Regions from separate parts of the Homo sapiens genome. Here regions 2, 3 and 4 are each linked to region 1. A link is a contact called in ENCODE Hi-C or POLR2A ChIA-PET data. All regions are on one chromosome and are shown on one strand. The core of a region is the stretch at or near the end of the contact, and the rest is flanking DNA. Distances in the headings are between cores, read along the strand shown. Region 1 holds the start of MEIS2 (Meis homeobox 2). Region 2 overlaps DPH6-DT (DPH6 divergent transcript). Region 3 overlaps DPH6-DT (DPH6 divergent transcript). Region 4 has its middle 65 kb from the start of MIR3942.

Region 1 (3,652 bases), core at 568-3,067:
TTCGCCTCCTCTGAGGATCCAATAAATCAAAAGGCGAAATGAAACAAAATAAAGAGAAGAAAAACGCTAATAATCAGCACGAGAACGCCGAGGACTAGGAAAGACTAGGGCCAGTGCCTCCCCGGGGGCAGGGAGCGGAGGGTGGGGGGGCGAATAACGTGAAAGTTACCAGAAACATTATTTAGCAGCGGATTCCCTGCGTCCTTGTCAATTTCAGAGACAAAACAAGCAGCCCAGGCTAGTAGTCTAGGCGGCGGCGCAGCGGCTGCGGCAGCGCGGCCCCAGCGGCGGCCCCGGCGGCGGCTCCTACGCAGCCCGTGCCCGCCCCGAGCCGCGCGAGCCACGGCGGCAGCGGCGCAGCAGCGGCAGCAGGAGAACCGGGGGAATCGCGCTGCTGGGGTAAAAGCTGGAGCGAGGCGAAAGCGTGTAACGATTGCACACGCACACACACACACCACTCACACGCACTCGCCGCCCGCCCGCTCGCACAGCGCTGGAACACGCGCGCCCAGACACGCACACACGCACGCACACACACTCGCACACACGCAGAGGCACGGGAGGGAAAGAAGCCGATGAATAATTTTGCTATTTTTTAAAATACTGGCCGCCATCATCAAGCAGCGAGCAGCAGCAGAAGCGTTGAAGGGAGAGGAGGCATCGGGACAGGCCCCTCTTAGGAGAGGATTTATATCTAGGTAAGTGTTGGAGATTTAAACCTACCCTTTGCGCCATCAGTCTGCGCTCCAATAAACTCCTGGATGTGTCGTATATTTAATATCCCAGTCCGGATAAGAAAGTGATCTAGGCTGAAGATTCCTTTTTTTTTTTTCCAAACCAAAGAGACTTCTCCCAATTCTCCAATATGCTATTTTTTAGGGGGGAAAAAAAGCCCAGTCTAGACAACGAAGAATTTTTTTTTCTGTGATATTTCTTCTTTTTCTCTTTTTTCCTCTTCTTCCTCCTCCTCCTGATCTTCCTCCTCCTCCTCCACCTCCTCCTCCTCCCCCCTCCCCTCCTCCTCCTCTTCGGTCCTCCTTTCCCCCTCTTTCTCTTCTCTTCCCCTCAGTTGGAAAAAAAAAGAAAGAAAAGAAAAAGAAGAAAAAGAAGAAAAAAATTGTCAAGCCCCCGAACTGAAGGTTACGAGCGGCCCGTCAGCAGCCCACATGTAACCGAACTGTCGTGTTTCATGGCTTTTTGCCACTCCAGCTGTCAATCAAAGCCCGGAATGTCAAGGTAGTGAATGAATGATGGTTGATGATGATGAAGAGGAGGAATCTTTCAGACCCGTTTTTTTCTTCCAGTAAAACTCCGCGAGGGGTTTCTGCTTCTTGAATTTTTTCCTCCCCCCTCCCCCCTTTTTTAGCTTTGCCCCCGCGGTATCTATAATACGATCCTCTCTCTTTAAAGTATTGTTCAAAGAAAGCAGTGAGAAAAATCAAGAAAAAAAAATGAATAGTTTGCAAAAATTGGACTTCCTCCCCCCCTTTCCTGGTAGGTATTTTGTCTCTCCCTCTCTCTCTTTCTCGCTCGCTCGCTCGCTCTCACTCGCGCTCGCTCTCTCGCGCTCGCTCTCTCTCGCTCTCTTTCTCTCTCTGGGAGATGAGTGAGTGTCAGTAGGTGTTGGCAGGTTGGCTGCTGCCTGGCTTATTGAAGAGCCTCAGTTTGGCGGCGCGGGTCGGCGGCGGGAGAACGAAATGACGGAACCCGGAAGTCGTGGTGGCCATAGCCCGTCGTACGGCGGAGACACATCCCGGGAGTGGGGAGCGGGAGCGAGGAGGAGCGCGCCGCGCCGAGCCTCTGATATGCAACGAGTGCGATCGGACAGCCCCGGCTGGGGGGGTGGGGGAGGCGGGGGGGCGGGAGGGGGAGGGGAGGCTCGAGCCGGGCGGACCCGAGCAAATCAGCAAGCCTGCTCCTCCACGGGGATGGGGGACGGCGGGGGGGAGGAAAAGGAGAGTGTGTCTGTGTGTGTGAGTGTGTGTGTATGTGTGTGCGTGCGCGCGTGTGTGTTGCGCGCGCGCGCGCGCGAACAGGGAGAGAGGGAGAGGGGGAGAGAGAAGAGGACAGGGAGAGCGCAGAGAGGAAAACTGCAGAAAACCACAGGGAAAGTACGGTACCGCCTCAGATCTTTTCATTTAAAAAAAAAAAAAAACTTACTTCTAGTTCATTTTCCCATCACTCCCGGCTCCTGCCTAACTGGGTCTTGCCGGGGACGTTTGGCATGGCGCTCTAGCTTTTGTTCCTTTTAATTCCGCGGCCTCCCTCTCCTCTGCCCGCCGATTACAGCACCCCGAAGGCTTCCTGCTAACGTCCAAGGGCAGCAAGCTCTGCAGACGGTACCACTGCCGGGCTAAATTTTTTATTAAGTGGCACTTTCTTTTCTGCGCAGATCCAGCAACCTTGTCAATACTCATTTTTTTCCAGGACCAGAAGAGACCAGCTTAACTCAGAGCACACTCCCTCCAAGCGGTGCGGACAAGGGGCCACCCCGAGAGTCTTTGGGGGCCGCGGCGGAATCGGGAGGGAGGAAGTGAGGAGGCAGTCATCTGGGTCCGATGTAGCCAAAGGCGTGTGTGTGTGTGTGTGTGTGTGTGTGTGTGTGTGTGTGTGCGCGCGCGCGCCCGCGCGCCCGTGCGCGCGCGCGACTAGTGTGCGTCTCCAAAGTGGATCTCACTCAGAGCTGGGAAGCACAGGAGGAAAAGACGGAGAGAGTGGGGGAGAAAGAAGTTGCCGGGCGAGGAGGAGTGGCCGGCGCTCACAGCCCAGCTTTGTTGTGGTCGCCCGAGGCGCAGCGGCGGGCCGCGGTAACGCCTGCTAATGGCTGTGTTAATTACACAGGGGCGATTTCGCGGGGTCAGGGAGATGGGGCCAGCTCCGAAAGAACTTTTCCAAAAAGGAAAAGGAAACGAAGGGAACTACCCCACACCGTTTGGGTGGAAACTAGTTGTGGCCGGTGCCCTGTCCTCCCTGGCCCGAGCTGCACCAGGCTTCACCTCTGCGCGGCTGGTTTCCCGGCGGCCGCGCGTCAATCACTACGAGCCCGGAGTTGGGGGCGGAGCCACGGTCACCCCGCGCAAGCCTTGCCGCCCAGCAGCCCCCATGCCCCTCGGCCCCTTGTGGCGCGGCCGGGCGGACAGGCGCTGGAAGCGCGTCCTCTCCCCAACTTCTCGCTCTCGCCCTCCCAGTCCCTGGCCCAGAGAGTGGAAAGCGGACTGTTGTTCTCCAACAGCCGCATCCCTCCCCAACTTTGAACCCATTCTGAGAAGTGGAGAGTAGTGTCTTCCGCGAGCCGCGTCTAACCGACTTTCCCGCGGAGGGAGGGTGGGATGGGGGAGGTTGATTAGAGAGAATAAAGTACTCTGTGTGTGTGTTGTGTGTGAGAGAGAGAGAGAGAGAGCGAGAGAGAGCGGGGAGGAGGGCGGGTGGGAGGGCTCTTTTTTTTGGCCCCCGTTCCATGTTCCCTGCTTCACTGTAAGCTTTCGAGCAACAGAAACTAGGCTAAGATTGCAGCCTGCAGAGACTCCAAGCGGAGTCGGAGAAATTTGGCCTCGTTTTAATAGGGCTGAGGAATGAACTCCGGAGGTCAATAAAGCCCTCCAAAAATGATGAATGATTGAGCACCTGTGATGATGATAGTGATTACCAGAGC
Region 2 (3,566 bases), core at 170-2,669, 1.3 Mb before region 1:
TCACTTGGGAACAAGTTAGACGGCTTCGTGGGGCCATATAGAAATCACCTAACGAGGTCACCTCACAGTAATCTCAGTGTCCCTATAAAGGTTGGCTTCCCTCTCTTCCTCCCTCCTTTTCTCCCTCCCTCGCTCCCTCTTTTTCTTCCTTTCTGCTTTCCTTTCTCCCTCTCCTTCTCCCTCCCTCCCTTCCTCCCTTCCTTCCTTCTTTCCTTCCTTCCCTCCCTCCCTCCCTCCCTCTTTTCCTTTCCTTTTCTCCATGTGCGGTCACCTTTCACTCAAGACCTGAGATTACCTTTCTGATTTGGCAAGGGTGGAAAAGAAACGAAGGTTTACCAAGTAGAAAAGAAATAAAAACTTCACCAAATTTGATACATTTAATTTACAATTCATGATTCATGTAGCTTTTAATGATGTATTGTTTTATGCAATATGAATTTCTCAGATTATATCACTATAATACATAATAAATGCATATATGTGGATGCTAGCATGGATTTTATTGACTGTGATGTTTTCCTTAGACCCACAGAGATCTTGCAGTCTTACCTCGCACACTTCTCTCTGAAAGTTGTGCTTCAAAAACTTCCCTAGGTGATAATGGCAACAGTGTAGTGTAAGGACACTGGTTTCAGGCCTTGTATGAAGTCTTTGGTTAACTGAATCCTTGGGGAAAATCATTTCTGAGGTCAAGATTGACAAAATTGTTTAAGTATTATTGAAAATATAAAACAAAATTGTTTCCTCAATAAATATAATTAGCTGCATATACTGCAGTTTCAAGAGCAAGCACTGATGTTAGGACCAGCTCTTTAAATAAAATAGGACCTCTGTGGTCTCTGGAGGGAACATGCATAAAGCAAAGTAAATGATTTTCTGTCAACACTAAGTAGACAGGTGCTTACATTGAACAGCATTCTAATATGTCTCTGAATATTTATGTCTTCTTTTTCAAATGCATTGCCCATGAATGTCACAGCTGTCAAAAATCTGTACACAAGAAGATAAAAAATGAAATTAATAAAAGGCAGATCAACATTTCGTTTGTTTGGAACACTTTTCCCCCTTGCTGCTTTCTTTTTTCTTTCTTCTTTTTCTTCTTCTTCTTCTTTTTTTTTTTTTTAATTTTTAACTCAGCTGTGTTTTAGGATTTTGGTACATCTGCATGTTCTAAAAGGCCAACGGAAATGTAAGTTGACTAGTTGTATTTGGGCTGGCACCAGGGCCTGTCTCAGTATTTAAACACCAAAATAATCAATGGAATTAATGGCCAAGAGGAACAGGGTCTGAGGATTTTTCTAGCCATTTCCGCTGTCCATGCGCTTGGCTTGCTTGGGTGCCACAAACGAGATTCTGACAGGTTGTCACTGCCCTGACCTGAAACTCAAGTTTGTGAGGTGAGAGGCTCTTAAATCTTTTGGCTTCTGTAGCCCAGAGTTTTAGCTGTGCAGAGTTAGTGCCAAAACAAGCCATCATGTGCCCTCAGAGTTATAAAGGAATTTGGTTTTCAGAGCAGAGATGACTAAATAGAATTGGTGGTAGATCAAAGCAATGAATAAAAAGGTCTATTTAGTCATCAGATCCCTGCCTCTCTGCTTCTCATGGTACTGAGAGAGCCAGTGTGTATAAAGAGCATGTGTTAAGATGAACTCAGCAGTCACTTGACAAGCATTTATTCATTAAGAAGCCGCACATTTTGAGGTACCTGGTTGTTCTTATTAGTAAGTAACCCCCAGCAAAAATATCCCCCCAGATGTTTTCATATTTACTTTGCAATGTCCGAATGAATCATTTGGCAACAAAGGAAAATACAGTTTAAAGATTGAATCAGGAATTTAAGCTCAGGAACTCTTTGTACTTTGTTTTGCCCTTGATGAGAATTTTTCTAAATTAAAAACTCTCCAAATTGTCAAATCGGTGTTGCAAAAACCTCAGTTTAGTAAGATTTAGCATTTGGTTTCCAAATTTTGGTCATGTAATTGGTGTTTTATTGATAACCGCAGATATGAACCAGATGTAATCAATATTGGTTTAGCTCAGATTTGATTTGGAGAACATACTGGTTGCTTTGATTTTTTGTTGTAATTATAGAAGTTAAAGAAAAACCCCACATAGATTCAGTTCTGATTTGAAGAGGGTCACTGGACATTTTTTTTTTCTTTTAAGAAAATTTTAGTTCGTTGGCAGTCTGATTAAACAAATATTTGAGTATATTTATATTGGGAGTTGTACAAAAGTAGTTTGTAATATGGCTCAGTTCAAGTTCCTTTGATTTGTACTGTGCGATTGATATGGATCACTTCAACAAAATATCAACCTCTTTCAAATCAGTAATTTAACCTCTTGTCGGTAAAATTAGGGGTGATCAAATTGGCAGGGACCGTGAGGATTTTTTAGAGGTAGATGCTGATGCTCTTGTGGCTGGAACCTAGAATTTCTCTCCATCTCTGCCCATTGGAATCCTACTCCTTCTTCAAGATCCAACACAAACGCTACACTTCCCATCAAGCCCTCTCTGATTCTCCCTAGACAAAAGTATTTTTTTCTCTTCTTTTTTTACATGACACTTTGTAAGTACTTTAATGAAAGTGATTATCATATTCTGCTTCAAGTTATAAATAGTGGTTGATGTGTTTACTTCTTTCAATATATCATAAACCGAGAGCAGAGGCTTTGTCTGTTTTAAAATTTGTATTACTGCAGTTCTAGTACTCTTGTTTGCAGATTACTTATAAGTGTTGTGGCTTTCAATACTGGTTGAATCTTTGTTGCTGTTGCTTATTTTTTGTTTTGTTTGTCAGTTTGTTTTGGTTGGAATGGCTCATTTGGCAGGAAAAACATTGCAGCTATAAAATATAATCCAAATGCTTATTATTGAAAACCTTCTAGGGCATTTCATAACGTATACATAGAGTATCTAAAAAATATGCAACCATTACTAGCAGTTCACTGAAGTTCACATTTCAAATAGGTTGCATCTGTTTCTAATCAGGTAACTGAATGATTAGCAGGAGAAAACATATGATTAGAAAGCATACAACCCTTGCTGATACGTATTATTTTAAAGCTCTCCAAACTAAGGTCAATAAAGGAATAGTACATGCAGCAAGAAAAGCTAGATTAGAGGAAGAGTTTCACCAGTAAACCCTTTTGTGAGCTGTTGTAGAAACAGAACTAATTTAACTGATGGGTTGAGGCATTTTGGGCTGACATGCTAACTAAGGAATGTAAAAATAGATGAGAAGAATGGTGACTAGGAAAATTATGAGAGTTGTAGTTGAAGAAAATAAAAAAATGTTTGCTGAGTAGAAAGTCAATGAGCAGATGATTTCATCCGTTTTTATAGGGCTATACTTTTAACTCAAAGAAAGCTAAGTAAGACTAATGGAGAAAAGCCCTACGTTTGATAAAATAAAATAAACAGACACTATTACAAATAAGAAATGTTGGAATGCTCTTTGTTTACTGTCATTACTAATGGGAAAGATAAAATGACTTTCTTGAGGTAGTATATCATTTTAAGATCATACTTATCTCTTAGCTTAATTCATCAACTGAGCTACTTC
Region 3 (3,281 bases), core at 767-3,266, 1.4 Mb before region 1:
TAAGTCTTTGTATGACTATATGCTTTCATGTCTCTTGAGTAAATATCAAGGAGTAAAATGGCTAGATCATTAGGTAGGTGTATGTTTAAATTTTAAATAAAATGTCAAACTGTTTTCCAAAGTGCTTGTACCATTTTGCATTTCCACCAGCAGTGTATGAGAGTTCCAGTTCCTACACATCTTTAGCAACACTTGGCATAGTCATTTAATTTTAGCCATTCTAATAGGTTGTCGTGGTATCTTATGGCTCCAGTTTGTATTTCTCTAATGACTAATGCTATTGAGCATCCTTTCATATGCTACTTTACCATCAGTACTTTCTTTGGTGAAGTATCTGTTCAGTCCTTTGACATTTTAAATTTGGGTTGCTTGTTTTTTCTTTTCTGTTTCTTTTTTTTTTTTGTTCTTTGAGACAAAGTCTGGCTGTATCGCCCAGACAGCATGGAGTTCAGTGGTGCGATCTTGGATCACTGGAACCTCTGCCTCCCAGGCTCAGGCAACTCAAGCAATTCTCCCACCTCAGCCTCGTGAGTAGTTGGGACCACAGCAACACACCACCACGCCTGGCTAATTGTTGAATATCTATCTATCTATCTATCTATCTATCTATCTATCTATCTATCTATCTATCTATCTATCGAGACAGGGTTTTGCCATGTTGCCCAGGCTGGTCTCAAACTTGTGAGCTCAAGCAATCTGCCTACCTCCGCCTCCCAGATTTCTGGGATTATAGGTGTGAGCCACTGTGCCTAGCCCTTGTTCTTTCTTAGTGTGGAGTTTTAGGAGTTCATTAAAATTCCTGATGCAAGTCTTTTATCATATATTTTTACCATACACAAAAATAATATAAGAGAATGTTCTGTGGAGGTAGAGAAACTATGGAAGTATATTAACATGAGTAACATAAAAGTTAAATTCACATTTTATATGAAGTTGCTGAAAGAAAAAGAAGATTAAGGAGCTGCTAGAACTCTGCCTAATACACCTGACAAACCTCTGTCCTAAAATTATAGGTGTTTGCCATTATTATAAAATCAGAAAATAACTCAAAAGTCCTGTTGCTGAAGCCTGAGTTTCCATCAGTTGATATTTATTTCTTTGCCTTAATAGTATTTATTGAAAGGCATGTACTAGCAAAAGGATGATATATTAACTTACCAACACCTCAATGAACATAATTGTTTGTGATCTTTTGAAATATGATAGAGAACTGAGAGGAACTTCTCAGGGAAATGATCCACTTAATAGATGGTTAAGTAGAGGGAAAATAGAGAGGTCCATTTATCATGTGAAAAAATTTTAGAAAAGATTATCTTTGGATGGGAGTGTTGGACTCTTCATAGTGGGAGTGTTGAAAGCAGCAAAAAATCTAGTTTTCTTCAGGACAGTGAAAGATAGGTCTGAAATGGGAGGAGGTAGGGCAATAATTGCTCATAATTCTACTTGATACAATCATGATTTAACTCTTCAGGTGGAAAAATAAATAAGATAAAACAAATGTTTGGCTCTGAGGTAGGTCAGAAATAGCAAAAACTCTGACTGATAAAATGTTTATGACTCAGGAAAAAAAAAATACAAGGAAGAACGCAGATGGAGAAATGGAAGCCAAAAATGGTATGTAGAGGGTCGGGGGAAGGGATGGCCAGAAAGAGAGGAGGGAAGAAAAAAGCAACACAGATGATTAAAACAATCTTTTAAAGGTTTGCTCCCTCTTTTTGAAAAATTTAAAAATATTTTCAGCAAACAATATTGCATCTCTCCTGGTTCTGTTTTGTTCAGCCTTCCTTTCTGCACTGTTGTCTGCTCTTTGTTTTGTATCCTAGTTTTGCAGGGGGAATTCTGCCTAACCAGACACCAGGGGAACTGCCAGCAATGTCAATCAGCTGTCATAACTAGGGCCAGGGACCAAAAAAGAACAGCATAAGCCAAAGAGGAAGAAAAAAATAAAAAAGAGCCAGAGAGAGTGTGTGGGAGTATGTTGGTTGGTGGAGGAGTACAGGAGGAGCTTGCTGGGCTGGGAAAACACATTTTCCCCATTTCTCCTGAGTCACTTCGGCTATACTTTTTTCAACTCTGTGGGAAATCAAGAGTAAAAGCTTGGCTTATCAGTGATTTCACTGAGCCAGGATTCAGAATGCTGAAGGGACATCCTGTACCAAGCTCTGAAACACTGACCTCAATAGAATCCCCACCCCACAGAAAAATATTTGCCTCTTTGTGTGGTAGCCCTGTAAGATATGTAGACTAGCACAGGGAGTAGGAAATATTTAGAATCAAATACTGACTTTAAATAAAAGAATGGAAAAAGTAGTGGACCTATTTCTTGCCTGAAATGCGGTATGCCAAAGACTTTACCAAGTCCAGTCATTCATTTGTGTTTGGATTAGTCTTGGAAAGGATCATTAGACCTGCATTTCTGCCAAACACAGTTAGGATTTGCTCATGCCAATGCCCAAATACAGACCTTGAGTTCAGTGTTGTGTCTACCGGGTGCCTTGTCTAATCCAGAATGGGCTTGCTTGTCGTGCTATTTCCAGACATAACATACACCACTGGGACAACTGTAATTAACATGTAGAATACTGAATAACCTTCAGCTAGAGCTATTTTGCCTCAACTGTTTGAGGTCACTAGAATAAGACATCTAGTTTCATAACCCTAGCAGAGGTCTGATGCCCTCTGTGACATAACTTTTTAAAAACCAAATGAGTTATATGTTCAAGAGCACCAGATTGCGTAAGTAGAAAGTGTTCAGGTTTGTTCTGTTTATGTATAATTGTTCCAGATACTGGCTCCAATTTGATTCATCCATTATGATTTTGTGATGTGATATTAACCTAGATTTCAGAATGCCAATGTTTGATGAAGAATAAAAACTATTATACATGAATTCATAATTATATCATTTTAATAGCTGATATACTAAAGATGATTCAATTCAGCTAAATAAGAAATTGGACTACATGATCCTTTTATTACTGCTCATAGACATTGGAACTACAATACATATTCTTTGGGTAATCAATGCATTAGAATCAATTATACATTAACACTTATGAGGTAAGAGGGTCTTGAGGCCCTTACAAACATGAATGCTATTTCTGATGCCCAATTTGTCTTTAAAGACTTTGACTTAAGTGAAATATAGATAATAAATTCAATAGCCATATGCCTATCTGTACATCATTATTGAAGAACACTCATTTCAACAGAGGTTGGCAGTTACACTCCTTAATGTGTCTCCAGAGCCACATCCTTCACATACTTTATCTGAAATATTT
Region 4 (3,628 bases), core at 30-2,529, 1.8 Mb before region 1:
GCTGTTGGTTCTACTATAGATGATGCTTCATTTTAAATATCTTTAAAGGGCACACAGTAACTCTTTTCTAGGGTGTGTTTTGCCTCCAAATAATTATTAATAACACCCCTTACACTCACAAAGTGTTCAACATCATTAAATAGAAAACAATGACTAAGGTCTTAAAGAATGTTGAGCTATTTTTCATGACTTTAACCACATACTCACACTGTGAAACAACAAAATTAACATTTTCCAAATCTCGTATGTTTTTAGTTCCTGATTATTCCTGTGATTCAAACCACTTTAGTTTTCAGTTTTAGATTATTCTGTTTTACATTCAATTACCAATTTAGGAAGTTCATAATTGACTTGAGATCTACCATCTCTTGACTTGCCATAAAACCACCTGTATTAAGTATGAGGAAGTTTGAGATAATTACACAGGAAATTATGAAGTATTGGTTATTGTGCTTAGACCATTTAAAAAGCACGAAAGATCTTTAAGATCTCACATAGACAGAATTCTATACATATCTCTAATAAAGATCAGTTACAATTTAGTATTCAACTTTTGTAAGAAATTTTGTTTTTTTATAGCCATCAACCAGAAGACACAAAATATAATTACATTAAAGTAGTAAAAAATTAGCATGACATAAATACTCAGACCTCAAGGGTCAAAAAGCTAAATCGAGTCTTATAATTTTGTAGTGGTTATTCTGTTATTCTTGTTTTGGGTAATTGTATTGCTGGAACACTAAGGTTTTAACATCTGTGCACTTTGGATCACCTTAAGCCAGCTGGTTCCTTTCAAAACTGCTCATCTTTTGTTCTTCCTATGTTCTGACCTGGGCCCCTAGCCTTAAGACAGCAGTGTGCTTTCTGCAGCCAGGATATCCTCTTCAAGACTGTCAGACAATCTCAAATGATTGATGTGCTAGTCTGGTGCTCTGGTATTTTTCCCTTTAGTAAGACTCCAGTAAATCTACAGCTCATTCTATAAGAATGCTAATTAGATCACTTTTACTAACTTCATGCATGTTTTTCTTGTTCTCCTGTATCTTTGGAAGTGAGCTTAAAGTTTATAATACAGTGTGTTTCTAAACTGTTTTTTATAATATTACATAGAAATAAAATACATTTCCCACCAAGGGAAATAATTCAAGTGATGCACTCAATTGGCTCTTTTCTTTCTAGAACTGCACCATGCATCCTCACTATGCTTACTCTTATTGGGAGCCTGCTCTACCCTCTCTGAGGTCATGCCCCTTATTGAGTCATGGTGTTCTATCATTCAAAGCCAAAGCAGGGCAGAGTCAGGCTCTGTTAGGCTATCAGGCTTGTGTCTTTGCTGCAGAGCTGTTTTCACATAAAGACAGACCTCTATCAACCTCAGGGCATTAATTCTAAACCTATTGCCTTAACACAAATTGTACCACGTCTCTCAACCTGTTGATTTTGGCTTTGAATTTCATGATTGATTGCCCTTTTGGGGCCTTACATAACCTCCCATTCTGAGGCTAAGAATTGACTTTCTGGCTTCAAACTTTTGCTTTCATTCTTGACCATATTTGGACTTTATCTCCAAATAGGTTACCTCCCTCAGTAAAGTTCAGGTCACTATGGTTTCCAGAACCTGTAATTACCTCAGCAGAGCTCTCTGCAGAGAACACACCCAACATGTTCAGTCTGATTCCAGAAGTCAGGCTCAGACTGAGAAAAGTCAGGAAGCAAAAAGACTGGGTGGATGTTGTCACGTGGCCCTTAAGAACAAAGGCAGTTTCAGAGCGAGGTGGCCGAGAGGAAAGAGAGCATTTCAGGGATAAAGAAAAGTAGATAGGAAAGTCTGGGCAACTTTAGGGCTTTTATAGTATGACTGTGCACAGTACAATCACAAAAATATGTTTAGTTCAAGTCATTTAAAAAGCTGTAATCTAGTATATTTACATTAAATTGTTTCCTTATTAGTGGCAAGAGAAAAACTGATAACCACACAGTAGAGAAACTGGGCACTACTCTGACTAGGTCATCAAAATTAACATCCCCGTTGAGGGCAGATGGATATAGTGTGCCTCCTGATGTGACACCCTGAGAAGAGCACATCATCTCTCACTCTGTATTGGGCACAGAACATGTCACCTCAATCTACCCACAAAGAAACATCATGTAAAACCAAAACAAAGAATTCTCTATTATTAAAGATGGAATTACAGTTTTCAAAAATTTGAATGCTATAAAAGCAAAACAAAGCTTTATAGAAATGCTCCAGATTAAAGGTGACTGAAGAGACTAAATGTAATACCTGATCCTAGGTTGAGTCCTAAAAACAGTCCCGACCCTGTTTTTCCTGAGGAAAAACAACAGTATAAAGGATATCGTTGGGTTAACTAACAAAATTGAAATACAGATGAAGGATTAGAAAAATGCATCAATTTTAACTTTACTTGTATATAAAACAATATTTTTATTTTTAGGAAATTTTTATTTTTAGGTATTGTAGTATATAGGAGTAAAGGACCATGCTACTACTTTTCAAAAGGTTCAGAAAAAATGTGTTGTGCATGTGTATACACATATACATATATGCATATCTTATGTGTGTGTATATATATGCATATATACAAACACACACACACATATATTCAGAGAGATAAAAGAGAATGAGTGAGCACAGTTATCTGGTAATGCAGATGGAGCAAATGTCAGCAACAGGTGAATGATGGTACAAAATATATAGATATGTGAACATTCTAGTATCATTCTTATTCATGCTACTTTTCCGCATGTCTGAAATAACTGCACAATTAACCTCTGAGGAAATAAAAACTTCTGGTCAGCCATGGTGGCTCACACCTGTAATCCCAGCAATTTGGGAGGCTGAGGTGGGAGGATTGCTTGAGGCCAGGAGTTCAAAACCAGACTGGGCAACATGGTGAAACCTCTCTACAAAAAATATAAAAATTAGCTGGATGTGGTGGCGTGCGCCTGTAGTCCCTGCTACTCAGGAAGGTGAGGTGGGAGAATCACCTGAGCCCAGGAGGTTGAGGCTGCAGTCAGCTATGATCCTGTCACTGCATAAATAAATAAATAAATAAATAAAACCTCTAGAATGTCAAAAGCTTCTATGATTTACCACAAAAAAGTATGTGAGGTGATGGATATGTTAATTGGCTTGATTTAATCATTCCACAATGTAAATGTATAGCAAAATATCACATTGTATCTCATAAATGTATACAATTTTTATTTCCAACCAAAAATAAAATAAAGTAACCCTCCCAAAACAAGCAAAACAAAACAATTGTCAGGTATGGTGAGGGGTGGGGAAGACCTGAGGAAGGCAGGGGAATTTTTACAGTAACAGAAATCTCTTAATTTAAGTGCCTGGTGGCCAAAAAGAAAAAAAAAAGTACTTGGATAACCCATAATTGGAAAGACAATTCCTACCGAAATGAGTTTATACCTATACCCAGAGAAGATTCTTTCTTCTTTATATGCCATAAACATTTAGGAGCTGAGATAGTTTGTATTTTAAGGAGACATATGTAAAAATGATTTTAGGTCTTAGTGCTTCTGTTATTTGTACTTCTACACACTAAATATAATAAATGTAATTTGAATGTAACAATAAGAGGATCAACACTAT

Evidence for each region. Hi-C counts contacts between places; a loop is a spot of excess contacts on that map. ChIA-PET counts read pairs that join two places held with the same protein, here RNA polymerase II (POLR2A). Pooled maps may share reads with other maps.
Region 2: a loop to region 1 is called in a map of ascending aorta, with 2.3 times the contacts of the local background. The contact joins the enhancer-like site here to the promoter of MEIS2 in region 1. A Hi-C loop is called at or near these places in 6 of 168 maps with a recorded cell type or tissue (A673, IMR-90, Right ventricle myocardium inferior and 3 more), 22 of 37 single-sample maps with no recorded cell type and 16 of 50 pooled maps. POLR2A ChIA-PET finds 5 or more read pairs at or near these places in 1 of 52 experiments (Caco-2).
Region 3: a map of ascending aorta shows a loop between it and region 1 (10-fold over the local background). The contact joins the enhancer-like site here to the promoter of MEIS2 in region 1. A Hi-C loop is called at or near these places in 4 of 168 maps with a recorded cell type or tissue (ascending aorta, chondrocyte, endothelial cell of umbilical vein and 1 more) and 12 of 50 pooled maps.
Region 4: a map of endothelial cell of umbilical vein shows a loop between it and region 1 (5-fold over the local background). The contact joins the enhancer-like site here to the promoter of MEIS2 in region 1. A Hi-C loop is called at or near these places in 3 of 168 maps with a recorded cell type or tissue (ascending aorta, endothelial cell of umbilical vein and prostate gland), 3 of 37 single-sample maps with no recorded cell type and 5 of 50 pooled maps.

The regions. Positions count from the first base shown.
Region 1 is chr15:37,098,732-37,102,383 of GRCh38, forward strand. MEIS2 (Meis homeobox 2) reads right to left here and starts at 1,818. Exons shown (of 12, transcript NM_170675.5): 1 at 724-1,818. The coding sequence starts at 735. It overlaps LOC124903465 (a long non-coding RNA gene), which reads left to right and starts at 517. Exons shown (of 2, transcript XR_007064581.1): 1 at 517-698; 2 at 1,070-3,652. RefSeq lists silencers at 190-389, 540-599, 3,049-3,188 and enhancers at 1,659-1,818, 2,069-2,348.
Region 2 is chr15:35,752,171-35,755,736 of GRCh38, forward strand. All of the region lies in intron 2 of DPH6-DT (DPH6 divergent transcript), which reads left to right. Among named protein-coding and RNA genes, the nearest start is that of MIR4510, 170 kb to the right of the region's middle. Within about 2 kb of position 1,420, at least 2 of the 41 ENCODE cell types and tissues checked have a DNase peak (open chromatin) inside an H3K27ac peak, as active enhancers do; they include ascending aorta, where a contact is called at or near this core.
Region 3 is chr15:35,688,880-35,692,160 of GRCh38, forward strand. All of the region lies in intron 1 of DPH6-DT (DPH6 divergent transcript), which reads left to right. Among named protein-coding and RNA genes, the nearest start is that of DPH6-DT, 140 kb to the left of the region's middle. Within about 2 kb of position 2,017, at least 8 of the 41 ENCODE cell types and tissues checked have a DNase peak (open chromatin) inside an H3K27ac peak, as active enhancers do; they include ascending aorta and endothelial cell of umbilical vein, where a contact is called at or near this core.
Region 4 is chr15:35,305,177-35,308,804 of GRCh38, forward strand. It overlaps a transcript of DPH6 not described here. Among named protein-coding and RNA genes, the nearest start is that of MIR3942, 65 kb to the right of the region's middle. RefSeq lists a silencer at 3,592-3,628. Within about 2 kb of position 1,280, at least 10 of the 41 ENCODE cell types and tissues checked have a DNase peak (open chromatin) inside an H3K27ac peak, as active enhancers do; they include ascending aorta and endothelial cell of umbilical vein, where a contact is called at or near this core.